Regions from separate parts of the Homo sapiens genome. Here regions 1, 2 and 3 are each linked to region 4. A link is a contact called in ENCODE Hi-C or POLR2A ChIA-PET data. All regions are on one chromosome and are shown on one strand. Each heading gives the region's core, a stretch centred on a gene start or an enhancer-like site at or near the end of the contact. The rest is flanking DNA. Distances are from core to core; before and after follow the strand shown.

The links. Hi-C counts contacts between places; a loop is a spot of excess contacts on that map. ChIA-PET counts read pairs that join two places held with the same protein, here RNA polymerase II (POLR2A). Pooled maps may share reads with other maps.
Region 1: a pooled map shows a loop between it and region 4 (2.8-fold over the local background). The contact joins the promoter of KCND2 here to the promoter of TSPAN12 in region 4. A Hi-C loop is called at or near these places in 5 of 37 single-sample maps with no recorded cell type and 2 of 50 pooled maps.
Region 2: a map with no recorded cell type shows a loop between it and region 4 (3-fold over the local background). The contact joins the enhancer-like site here to the promoter of TSPAN12 in region 4. A Hi-C loop is called at or near these places in 1 of 168 maps with a recorded cell type or tissue (GM12878), 16 of 37 single-sample maps with no recorded cell type and 4 of 50 pooled maps. POLR2A ChIA-PET finds 5 or more read pairs at or near these places in 2 of 52 experiments (GM12878 and Panc1).
Region 3: a map of GM12878 shows a loop between it and region 4 (2.4-fold over the local background). The contact joins the enhancer-like site here to the promoter of TSPAN12 in region 4. A Hi-C loop is called at or near these places in 1 of 168 maps with a recorded cell type or tissue (GM12878), 5 of 37 single-sample maps with no recorded cell type and 5 of 50 pooled maps.

The regions. Positions count from the first base shown.
Region 1 is chr7:120,271,316-120,274,501 of GRCh38, forward strand. It overlaps KCND2 (potassium voltage-gated channel subfamily D member 2), which reads left to right and starts at 1,860. Exons shown (of 6, transcript NM_012281.3): 1 at 1,860-3,186. RefSeq lists silencers at 947-1,046, 1,966-2,115 and an enhancer at 2,556-2,625.
Region 2 is chr7:121,371,164-121,374,450 of GRCh38, forward strand. FAM3C (FAM3 metabolism regulating signaling molecule C) reads right to left here. Exons shown (of 10, transcript NM_014888.3): 4 at 947-976; 5 at 137-260. Among named protein-coding and RNA genes, the nearest start is that of FAM3C, 24 kb to the right of the region's middle. RefSeq lists an enhancer at 1,765-1,814. Within about 2 kb of position 1,473, at least 5 of the 41 ENCODE cell types and tissues checked have a DNase peak (open chromatin) inside an H3K27ac peak, as active enhancers do; they include GM12878, where a contact is called at or near this core.
Region 3 is chr7:121,528,902-121,532,054 of GRCh38, forward strand. No RefSeq gene overlaps it. Among named protein-coding and RNA genes, the nearest start is that of FAM3C, 130 kb to the left of the region's middle. Within about 2 kb of position 1,535, at least 10 of the 41 ENCODE cell types and tissues checked have a DNase peak (open chromatin) inside an H3K27ac peak, as active enhancers do; they include GM12878, where a contact is called at or near this core.
Region 4 is chr7:120,856,593-120,859,685 of GRCh38, forward strand. It overlaps TSPAN12 (tetraspanin 12), which reads right to left and starts at 1,552. Exons shown (of 8, transcript NM_012338.4): 1 at 1,228-1,552; 2 at 106-241. The coding sequence starts at 171. LOC124901733 (a long non-coding RNA gene) reads left to right here and starts at 243. Exons shown (of 2, transcript XR_007060491.1): 1 at 243-616. RefSeq lists silencers at 495-714, 907-1,206.

The DNA.
Region 1 (3,186 bases), core at 610-3,109, 580 kb before region 4:
TCTTTGGGGCTTTTGTGAGTTAAGCTCCTACTTTTACATTTGTAAGCATTCAGTTTCCCACACAGTTTTAAAGGCTCTATTTAGGTTCCTCGCCCCATCTTTACAGGAAAGCATGCCATTATTGGCATTGATTAAATATTCATGGCGCTCCACCCTCTGGATTCCATGCCCAGCACCTGTCATAGTGCCACCTTACTGTTTGGACTAACGAGGGGTTGGTTTTCTTATATTAATTGGTAGTAAGCCCCTCATTTCCATTTTCCAGGTAACATGCTTGTGTGTTTGTTTTCAGGTATGCAGGCTATATAGATTGGTTAACAAGCATCTTTCACTTAAACAAATAGATAAAGAGCAGGTGTCTTCAGTTCCTTGTCCTCAAACTTAAATGGTGCATTAGCTCTGACTTCATTACTACTGACACAGGATTCCTTAAATCTCTATTCTGTAAACAAATAAACAAACAAAAAATACCCTTTTATCTCTACAGAAAATCCTGTACATGATAAGGATATTTTAAATTCTCTGGTTATTTTCTATACTCATTTTTTAGTTTATATATTTTCTTTGACGTATCCCATTTCAAATTTTCAAGGTTGACACATCATGCCTGTAATCTCTAGGGCTTAAAAGTCAATTTCCGTAAAGTACAACACACAGTCCACTTATTTTACAAACCAAGGGCAGTCAAACCAAGCCATGAAAAGTAATTTTTAGGTAGAAATTAGGCTACTATTCTTCATCAATACAGATGAAGCCTCATTATTGCCAAAGATCTTAATTACTATGATGATGATGATTCAGTAATCTAGATTTAATTTTCAAAGGAATTTCAAAAGGAAACTCTCCACATCTCATCCCACAACTATCCAAATGCAGACTCAAGCCTAAGTAGTATATGTCACATAAACACAAAAAAGGTGGGTGGCAGCGAAGGGGTTTGGGGATGTTTATGTGATCTGACTCTCTGTTGGACCAGTTAATTTTGATCCTTCACCTTCCTAAAGCATCCAAACCTTAGGTGCAGATTTAACTTCTCGCCATCCACGCCATCTAGTGGCTTGTATGTGTTACGTTTGGTTTTAAGGATGATTCCTAATGACTCGGGGGCGGGGTACGCGAAAAACAAAAAGGTTGGTAGCGACAATTTTCCTGTGTCTCTCTACCTCAGTAACCCCTCATACGAACACCTTTAACTCTTTTAACTATTTTAAATATGCGCAGTGATGCGCAGAGAGGATGAAGGGGACGCAAACTTTCAGAGACGCACGCCCCTTGACGATGACATTTAGAAAAGGGCTCCACATCCCTGTTATTCGTAAAGGACGGGAAAAGGAGTTGTGTCAAGACCTCGATCGAGGAGAGTCTCTGATTTTTTGGCAAGTTGGACAGATGGCATATCAATCCCTGCAACGTTAACAATCTGGTTTTGAAAATAAATAAAAACAGAAAGAGGAAATGCACTTAAAAATTCCGCGTCGGAGCTTTGCGGGTCTTGCCTTCCAGTCGCCCCCAGAAGACAACCAATTCCTGCGCATTCCGCTCCGCTCACCCTCCTTCCCAGCTTCTCTCGCTCTCTTTCCCCCCATTTTCCCACGCTCGCCTTGAACCGGGACTCGAGAGGCAGAAGCAAGGCACGGGTCCCCTTTCTCCTCTCCTCCACCAAACCACCGCAGCCCAGCACGTGAAGCTTCCCTTTGTTCATCCGAGGCTCGCTTTTCTCCCCAGCAGATCCACCTGGATGCTCTCCCTCGGTGACATTTTGCGCCGGGGTTGGTGGGTGGCTGGGGTGGAGCGAGAGGAGCCCGAGGGGGCGGGGGCGGAGAAAGGTCAAGCCGAGGGAAAGGCAGGAGACGCCTTTCCTAACCTGCGTGGCGGGGCGTGCGCGCGGTTATTTATTTATTTTCTCCTTATTTATTGATCGCACTAGCAGAGCAGCGCGGGGAGCCCGGGGAGATGCAGGACCACCCACTGGCGGGGAAGCAGCTAGCAGCCCTCCCGCGCCCCCGCGCTGCCGAGCGCCTTCTGCCTCCGCGCTCGGACGAGAGCCCGTGCCGGCCCCGGCCCCGGCCCCACCGCGCCAACGCCGCCCGCCCGGCCGCCCCGCAGCCCCGCCGCCCCGCAGCCCCGCACCGCGCTGGCCAGGCTCCCGCGACAGTGGCCCCGCAGTAAGTTGGCAGGAGCGAGTCCCCTCCGTTCTCGCCTCCCCCGCACCTTTTGAACTTGTTGCTGCTGCTCTGCTCGCCTGCGCCTGGCTTTTGGAAGGTGAAAAGGAGGAGGGAGGCACGGAGGGATGGGGGAAGGGAAAGAAGAGCTCGCTTGAGCTTTATTTATGCTCTCTCGGCGCATCGGATTCGGCTGCTCGCGAGCTGCTTTCTCTCCTCTTCCCTTTCCGGGTGCACGGCGAGGAGAAAGTCTCTATGCAACTAAGCCCCGGCGCGCACTTGGCCAGGTATGTACCGCGGGAGCGGCGCGTTCTGCGCGGAAGCAGATGCTGCTGCCGCCACGGCGGCGGCGGCTGCCAGCTCCTGAGCTCTGTAACTGTCACACTGCACCTGAGCTGAACTTGAAAAGAGAGTGAAGGGGCGATTGGGCGAACGCTTTTGGCAGACACAGAGGGTGTTTGTAGACGTGGGGGAGGAGAATCTCTATTAACGCCCCCCACCGTAACCACTGCACATCACCTCCATCTCTGCAAATACAGCCCGAGGAGTAGAGGCAGCAGCAGCTGGACCCCCAAAGAGAGACGTGGGGCAGCGGCTGTGACCGCATCTCCTGAGCTACAACAACAGGTCGCCTTTTTGAGACTCCTTTGGCGGGAAGGGCTACTTGGAAAGGAAGGTTTGAAAGAGTGAGAAGGGTAGGTGTAAGGGTTCCCTAATTCGTCGAAAGAATTCTATTGGGTGACTCTCGTTCGTCTTCTCTATCCTACACTCCACATACTGACCCTATATTATCCAGACTGTGCCGGGGAGAAATCAAAAACACCTGTTTGAAGAAACGGCTGCACCTGTGTGCTTATTTGTGCCAGAGGGTGGCCTAGCCCACCTGCAGGAAGAGATTTGGCTGGGTTCTGTTGAGGGTGATTGTTAGGACGTTGTATTTTGTTGCCATTATTCCAAATACCTGTCTTGGAGGGAAAGTTGCCCTTCTGAGAACTGTGACTTTACCAGGAGCCCTATCTTGGAA
Region 2 (3,287 bases), core at 223-2,722, 510 kb after region 4:
ACTACATAACAAAAATGGAAATCACTTTCCATTAATAAAGTATACCGAACACATTTTCAAAATATCCATTAAACTCAGGTTCAATTGGCTGCAATTTAATAGCACACCTTATCGTCTCAAGTCAACAAAGACTTACACATTATCTTCCAGGCAGATTTTGGGTCCCACCACGTTGGCTGCTCCACTTGCCATTTTAAAAGCAAAATGCTTCTCAGGGCAAGCTTTTGAGATCCCACACTTATATCTGGGAGGCTTTGTAGCTTTGGGGGAGAAAACATGATGTCTTTTTTTAGAAAACAAGTTAACAGACTTTACCTCACTTTACTTCAAATCTCAAACCACAAAGAGCATTAAGAAAAACATCAAGATACACGTATCTTAAAATACAAGCTAATTTGTTCCCCTGAGGGTTTCAAAGAACCTCAAAAAATTTTTTTAAAAAAAAACAGCAACAAAGAAACCCACAACAGACACCAGATCTTCCTAGGAAACAAACTAATAATGGATGCAAATGAGTCAAGTAATATGATCTGCATTAGGGCAAATATATTTTATCTAACTATGAGTTTATTTTTAAATTTTAGGATGTGGGGGGTTCTGAATGTTACTTTGCACTTCTAGTCCATATATGCACAAAAAATCGTCACCTCCAGGATAATTAAAAAAGGCCTAATGTTCCATTGACTACCTTGCCCATGTACACTCTTAACTCCTTCTCACACCAATTTCTGTACTTATAATAACGGAGCTAAAAAACACAAAATATCCATCATGAATAATTGCCAAAAATATTTGGGCTGTCCAATCAAATAGCATCCTCATAACTTTAAAAAGCAATTTCTAAAGCAGTTTTTCCTCATACTGAACTACTGACACTTTGAATATAAGCTCTCATATGCCTAAGGCAGAATAAATCATACATAAAATATTGAGATGAAATACTTACAACGTGCAGCTGTGTCCAATGCTGATCTTGCTGAAAAAAAAAAATTACTTTTGTTAGAAGGAATGAGTCTATTGGCAAGTATCCACTTTTAAAATATATTTAGGTCCACAAAAATAAGTGTTCAAATAATGATTCAGTATACAATAAAACATGAATATCACTTAAGAAAAAGTGAGAAAGTAACTTCACACTGTACATTCATTATAAACTATTAAATAATTATGGAGGATAGTATTTTACTACTGATAAAACATTTTATTTTTCCCTTACCATTTTGTTTTGAATTTTAGTTACTATATATTTAAATTTCAATCAGGAAGTTACTCTACAAACTTACCTTTCAATGTTTATAAATATAAATTTGGTGAATATGATGGTGTTTAAAAGTTGTTGCTGCTGTATGGTGTTGTACAGATACGCAAAGAAAGCCCCAGAGAATATACATGAATCTATCTTAGTGGTGAGGTTAGGAGATTGCGAGGGCCAGGGAGGGGGATGAGGAAGATCATTACTAAAAGATTTACAATTTATCAGTTCAAGGAATCCATGAGGTCAAATCTTAATTTGAATGTAGTAGTTCTCAACCTGACCATCTATCATAATTATAGTAGGGCTTTTTAAAAGCACTAACATCTGATCCCAGCCCAGGAGATTATAACTCAGATCATCAGAGTATTGTGGACAGCCATTTCCTGATTTGACTAATAAGTATGCAGTGTGATAAATGTTAACCAGCTGTCTTGCTATAAATAGTCACACAGTTTTTAGTTCTGTACTATTTTAGATAATTGTGAACTTCCTGTAGGTCCAATACTCCAACTAGTAAGCTGAAAGTTAAAAGATTGTATTGAAATGTTTAAAAAGAGGAAAATGACCAAGTAAATAAAAGCTCATTAACTCAATAGAACACTCAGTAGAATATTATGCACCATTAAAGCCATAAAGGTAATATAATAACATTGAAAAAGCTTAATGCCCAGAACAAAGCAGAAAAGAAACCTTATCTACACTTTACTGGGATATAATTTTGGGAAAATCAGTTTTTTAAGTATTTTAAGTACTTAAAGTCAGGATTTTAACTACTTAAAATCAGGATTTTAAGTAAATAACATCACCTCCATTTAATTTGTGTAACAGTAAGGGGAGTAGATACTTTAAGGTGAAGAAACTCCTGTGAAAGACTTTTCTTTCCAGAAGAAAGCTCATTTTTATCCAATACACATCAAAATCAAAAGCCCTGTACTAAGTCTGCAATTCTGAAAACATTAGCACCTGGTGGCCAAACAGGTACATTAGTTTTCATAAACAGCTGTCCAAGTATAGAATACAGGTACAACATACAAACACCAAAATCCCTCCTCTCCTACAACTATTTTCCCCTCAAACTACACTGATAGCTTCAATGCTTAATTTCTTTCTGCATATACACTTCATTTCATGGAACAATAATAAACATTTGTTATTGCATTTCATCAATGAATGTCCTTCAGTAAGTCGGGCTAATGAATCAGAACTATTTTGCACTTTAGTTGTTAATAATGTCTCAAGTAATTTATGTATATACTATATACCAATGGTTTAAATCTGAAAAGGTAAAAATAAATAAATTCAATAGAACATTAAGTATTTATGGCCGGGTGCAGTGGCTCACGCCTGTAATCCCAGCACTTTGAGAGGCTGAGGCGGGTGGATCATGAGGTCAGGAGATCGAGACCATCCTGGCTAACACGGTGAAACCCCATCTCTACTACAAATACAAAAAAAAAAAATTAGCCGGGCGTGGTGGTGGGCAGGGAGAATGGCGTGAACCCGCGAGGTGGAGCTTGTGGTGAGCCGAGATTGTGCCACTGCTCTCCAGCCTGGGCGACAGAGCAAGACTCCGTCTCAAAAAAAAAAAAGAAAAAAAAAAAGAACATTAAGTACTTATTGCAGCAATATAGACAAAAATAATTTGGACTGTGTTCAGTTCACTTACTAGCTAAGTATTCAAACTGAAAACAACACTACATTACACCACAATGCTGAATAAGATTGGTGAATTGTATCCATGTTGATGTCCTGATTGTGATAGTGTATTATAGTTTTGCAAGATATTACCAATGGGAGAAACTGAGTAAACAGTATGCACCATCTCTCTGTATATTCAAATGGATTTGTAAAAAACAATACAATTATCTCAAAATAAAGTTTTATAAAAAATTGTTTTTAAAAATTCATAATCGACATTGGTAATTTCAACTACTAATTGTAGGCAAAATTTTCATTCTTCCTTTCTAGAAATGTGTTTTATTTTTCTAAAATAATACCATATAATAAATATAAAGCTACATAATTTATAGAA
Region 3 (3,153 bases), core at 285-2,784, 670 kb after region 4:
AAAGAGACCCACCAAATTTATATCACCCAGCAGGTGCCAGTATAATAATACACATGAAGCCATATTTCCTAATTAGTCATATCAAAATGATTCAGTTCCAAGCAAGCATCGCAAACTTTTACTATTTGATGCTCTTTTTATTGCACAGTTGCACACCTGCACAGAAGCATCATTTTATTTTCTTAGATCCTAAAGGAAACCAGCCCTCTTTACTGCTAGTGAACTCACTGGGCCTTCTTACTCCCTCTACACTGCTGGCTAGTCACTAAAAATCCTGTCCCTCTTATTCCATGTTGCACAACAATGCTGCATTTTTTCAGCCTTGCTTATAGTTATGATTGCTCTGGTATTAATGCAGTTTTAGTAAAAGTGACGTGTTTTCTTCTTGATCAAAGGCTTTAAGAAAATAATACGTTTCCTACATACTTCCCCCCACCATTTTTCCAGCTGAATGTGGTGATAATGACATTCTAGAGAACAGAAACCCCCAATATAAGAAAGTTCCTTAGTCCCTGATGTACTAAATAAAAACTGCCCATTAACTAGAAACTTTGGATTTTTACCTGAACAAGAAATAAACTAATATGTTTGAGCTATTTTATAGTTTGATTCTATTTTACACAACACCTAATGCCATCCTAATACAGAATGCATTATGATTATTGATGCTTTGTCAGAAATCTTCCTTCCTTCCTTCCTTCCTTTCTTTTTTCCTTCCATCCTTCCTCCCTCCCTCTCTTCTTCTCCCTTTCTCTCTTCTCCTTCCTTCATTCCTTTCTTTCTTTTTCCTCTCTCTCAGTTTCTTTCTTCCTACCCCTGTTTCTCCTAGACTTTTTAGAATCCTCTCGTGGTCACCAGTATTCTGATATTTCAGCATGGTGTATCTTGTTAGGTTTCAATCTTTATGCAGAGAATTCAGTGGATTTTTTTCAATCTGAAATTTTAAAAACTTCATTTCTAGAAAACTATATTTAATTCCTAATTTATCTCCTTCATTTTTCTTTCTTGTAGAAATCCCAGTCAACTTCCTGAACTGGTTCTCTAATTTTCTTACGTGTTTTTCTTTTAATGTTTTTTTCCTCCACCTCCTAAGATTTTCTTCACTTATGAGATCCTAATGATCCCATAATCCTTTTTACTCAAATTCGTTCCAGTGGCTTCTATGTTTTGGCAATCACGAGAGCATAATTAAGAGAGTCATTCTTAAAGGACAGCTGTAGCATTGCAGATATATGCCTGGGAATACTTGTTTTTTGTTTTGTTGTTTGTTTGCTTTTTTGTCCTGTTTCACGTGGAAAAAGCAATGCTCTCTCTGGGAATAGACCTTCCTTTTCTCTGCCTTTCCATTGGCAAGTCATTGGCTGTTGCTTTATTGCCAGTGACTTCAGCATGATCTGTATCAGTCAGGGTAAGCTAGATTACACTACAGTAATAAACAAACTAAAAACTTTCAGGGCTTAAAACAATACAGCTTTATTTCTCACTCCTGATGCATGTCCACGACAGTTCGGTAATGAAACTTTGCTTCTTGTGGTCAGTCAAGGAACTCAGCTGCAAGAGTGGCCACTATCTTACTTGTTTCTGGTTAATGTGACAAAGGAACAAAAAATTTTTTGCGGTCTGGCATTGGTACTTAAGTGCACAGGCCCAGGGGAGCCACACCACACACTGTTCACAACTCTCTGGCTCAAATGAATCACACAGCCCCATTCAAACACAAGGGAGCAAAGACGTGTCAATCTACTCAGCACCCAGGAGGGCAAAACAGGAAACAGTAAACAGTCTAATGACTACAATGACTCATGCAAGAAAAAAGTTAAGTCAAAGTAAGAGTTCATATAATGTATATGTATGTCAATAACCCAAAGTACAGCTGTTTATTCAATAAAAAAACTAGACTAGTTATGAACATCTCCCAGTTGTCTTTGATTTTGTGTATTTATTTGCTTGTATCCAGAAGGCCATTGGTGGTTTTAGATTTTTTTTTATTTGTAGAAGAAGGAAACATTGACTATAATCATCAGCTGCCTTTCTAACACCTTCTAAGAAAAACCTTGGGGTATGTTTCAGCTAAGAGGTGGTAAGATTTCTTAATCATGATCCAAACTGTTTTTAACAAGTTTCAACAAAAACTATATATAGCCAAGAACCACCATCTGTTTCACATATTTTTGTGTCAGTGATAGATGAGGGAAAAAAGCTACTTGAAGTCACTGTCTTGAAGGTCTTTAGAATTGTCCCTTGAAGCCTGTGCTAACATTTTTTTTTTTTTTTTTGCTTTTCCACAATCTCCACAAACTGGCCAGCATTAACTATACGTAAATGGAATTCAATATAATATTTATTTTCAAGAAAAAGAAGGCCTCCTTGCTAAATGGGTCTAAGTATCAATCTTGAGGAGTTTTTTTTTTTTTTTTGCCGTTGTGACTCAGTCTTCATGCCTCCATGTGGAAGTATAAGCATAGAAGTTCCTCAATTTACAAACAGGTTACCTTTCAAAGTGTTTTATTGATGTTCTGGTTGTGTAGAAAACAAAAATGAATTTTCCCATATAAATTACGTTACAATTTGGTGGTTAGATTTCCAGATTTTTATCACAGGAAAGCTTTTCTTCCTTTCCCTTCTATTATCCATCTTCTTCTAAATCCTGCTTTATCTTCTTTGCTAGCTTTGACTGCGTGAAATGGGATTTTAAAGCATCAGATAAAATAAGGTCAAGTGGGGGACAAGTGAGAGGCAGCTGTTTTTACATGGCAGCAGGATTAAGCAGGAAGACAGGCATGTAGCGGCAAGGGAAGAAAGGTGGGGTTGTAGAACTGTCCCTACGACATGTCTTTTCAGCACAGCTTTGCACATAAGAGACTTCAAGTCTGACTCATATAAATTAAAGATTTTTTTTACTGTGTCGTGGAACTTGGCACATAACATTCATTGTCATCATCTGTGTCTGCACTATCCTATCCCCTTGTCTAGATTCTAATCCCATTATCACATTTCAACCTATCTTATGCATAACAGCAGGAGATATCCCATGTGCTAGGTATAGAACTACATGGACAGAACTAAATGTTACTGTGATTCACAGCAACGAGATTTTTTTAAATTTAAACTGGATTTCATTTTGGGTTAGTTAATACGTTAAGATGGTTCAAC
Region 4 (3,093 bases), core at 302-2,801:
ATGTAATTAATTAATGCTTAGCCATGCCCTTTGGCGCATTATCCGGTGGCTGCAGAAAACCAGAGCCAGCCGTTCCCACCTGTTGGTGCAGTGAAACTTACTTACCCAAAAGAGCAGATTGAGGGCGTAGAGCAGGCAGCGCAGACACTTCACGGAATCTTCTCTGGCCATTGTGAGCCCCGTAAGGGAGAAGCCCCATCCTTTCACCACATCCTACTCCCAAGGGCAAAACGGCAGCGATCTGCAGGGGGCGGGGGAGAGAGAACACGGGACATCTCACCATCACGCTTCCCACAGCCTGCCCGTCCCTCCTCCACCCGCCCTCAGCAGGGTCCAGAGGGTCCCGAGGCCCAGTGCATTCGAGACATCGCCTCATCAAAAATCATTTGTTAAAATCATAATGGTAACTAAACTCCCAAAAGTTCCAAACCGGCTTCAGATAACACCTGCTGGGAAAAGAAAAGAGCAACTATCCGGATGAATGAAGTCGCACAGTAAACTCGCGTTCTCAGGGGACACGCGGCGGAGCCCTGTGCATTCTGATGAGACGCTCTTGAAAACCTCCCTCACTCCACGCCCCTCCTCGAGGACAGCTGTGCTCGGCACTGTCCTGAAGGTGAGAAACCACACTGCCCCCTACCCCGGACACGTCAGAGGCGCCACCGGCAAGCCCGAGAGAATGAGCGCCCTTCTAGTTAGGACAGTTCCTGGGCACTCCAACTCCGCACCCCTCTACCCCGTCCCGCAGCTCGGGTGTGAATGCAAGGGACTGGGGCGGCGGGGCGGGGGCGGGGGCGGGGGCGAGGGGGCAGCGCGGAGTTGAGATTCCGCCCGGCTACTAGGGTTTCTCTGGGAGAACGTGAGAAATGATGTTTTCGGCCCCAGAATGATGGATTAGCCTGGGACAGTGGGCGGGGGGCGGGGGGCGCCGGGGAATTAGGGCCGATGCAGCTGTGCAGACGCCGGGTTAGTCATTCAAACCCCGCTTCCCCCGCCCGGGACGCTCCCGCGACCCCTCGCTCAAAGCCGCCCGCGGAGCACAAAGCGAGCGCGGCCACCGACCCAGCCATCGCGTCCGCGCGCCCCCGGCAGGGCGCGAGGGGAAGCGCCGGCGGCAGGGAGCCCCAGAGCCAGCCCTTAAGTAGTTTAGCACACAGCGCGGAGGGCAGCCGCCGGCGGGCTGGCGGGACAGCGGGCAGGAAAGGCGACAGACGCGTGGCCACTTACCGTCGGCGCTGGGCCCGGTGCCCCACGCCCGCCTGGGGATAGTCGGGGACGCACGGCGGGGGCTCATCGGGGCAGGGAACTTCTTCGCGGAGAGCCGGAGGGCTGCATTGGCTTCAGCTGGAGACGCTTCTTTCTCTTCCTCTCCCCCCGCCGCCGCCGTCGCCGCCTCCTGGGAAAAAGAAAAAAAAAAAAAAAAGTCCTGGGCAGCAGTTGCTGGAAAGTCTCTGCTAAGCCACCTCCCAGCGCCGCTGTCCCTCCCAAGTCCTCTCCGAGTCCGGACGAGGCAGCGGCGGCAGCCAGGGCCAGCTGCACAAACTCTCAGCGCATGCTCGAGCCGCTGGCTGCCGGGGTTGGGTCCTAGTGGGTGTTTCTTGTCCCTCTCACCCAGCGAGAGTCCCCAAAGGGACGCTTCACCTCTGCAGGATAGGGTCCAGAAGATAATGCCTAGGAACTTGGGAGAAGTCCGTGCAGTAAATCCCTTTAAAATGGTGGCGTCGAAGGAATGGAGGCTGGGTTATAAGCATAGAGAAGCAGGCTTTTATTATATGATAATATTTGTGTTTGAGAAGGGGGGTGAAGGGGTGGCCCAACCCAATTCCTGCAATGAGAAACTAGTTTTCACAACCTTTATGGAGCCACCTCCTGTGATTTGTTATTAACATGGTGCCCTATGATCCTTCTTATTGCTTTGTTGCCCTCCCGGATTTTTTTTTTTTTAAGTTCTTTCCCACTTTCATAGTGCACTAATAGCATTTACGGAAACATCAGAGTAATCATGTGCAGTCTGACATGCAGAAGAGGAGGAAAGAACATTTTTAACTCTTAGAAGTAACTCAAGCTTTCCAAAATTTCTCACGATAAGATTGTTTTGAGTTAACTGGGTGATTTATTTTGAAATGTGTACATAGTAGTGGATCTTTGGAAAATCTAATTTTTTTAAACTAGAAATTCATGAAGTATTACACAGCAGGAGACCATCCTTCCAAAAGAATCTTCCCTTTTAGAAGACAGAAGTTTCACACTAAATAAAATGCCACTGGATCATATCCTCCACATAAAATGTGGATGTGTTGTGCTATGCCTCACAGTACTGCTCATTTCTAGGATTACTTTTGTGGGCACTGCATGGCAAATAAAACTTCACCAGCAAATATGAATTACCTGGAATACGAGCAACATCTTTGACCTAATAACTGGAGTCCTTGGATTTCCTTGCAGAAAAAAAAAAAAAAAAAAAAATGGAATCCTATGTCCATGACTGCCTGTCTAGAGTTAGTTGCTGCATGACTGGAGTGACAATAAGACATGCAGTCTCATATGGAAAAGTCAAGACCAAAAGACAACATGGTTGTCCTGGGTTAGGCTAGGAAAATTATTGGTAAGCAAGTCACTAAGCAGTATGTAAGACAGCAACCCAAAAGAGTATAAAGAAGTATAGCCATACACAAAAAAAACACCAAGAAACATGTCCAGTTATCCATCAGATGACTCCAACTCTGATAATGAAGCAGCTTCTAGAATACTGGGGAAGAGCAAAGAAACCCACTTTTATCCTCTGCCAGTTTCTTCTCAAATTAGGGTGCATGCCTATTTTAAGCAAAGGACTGCTGAAACAACCAGCCATCCAAATGCTGTTGGTGCCATACATTCCCCGGAGAGGTATAAACATCCCCGCATTGAAAGGAGTCCATGACTGCTATTAAAACTGAGAAAAAGAGTGCCAACAATTCCCATGTGTCAAAGCAGAGATCCTCTTCTACTCCTAGAAGGTAGTTAAGTGCCCTTTCCTTAATTCGTATACCTTTAAGGGTCAACTGCCTTAAAGTAATAAAATACTAGAGGAAGTTACTTTAGAAGTATGCATGT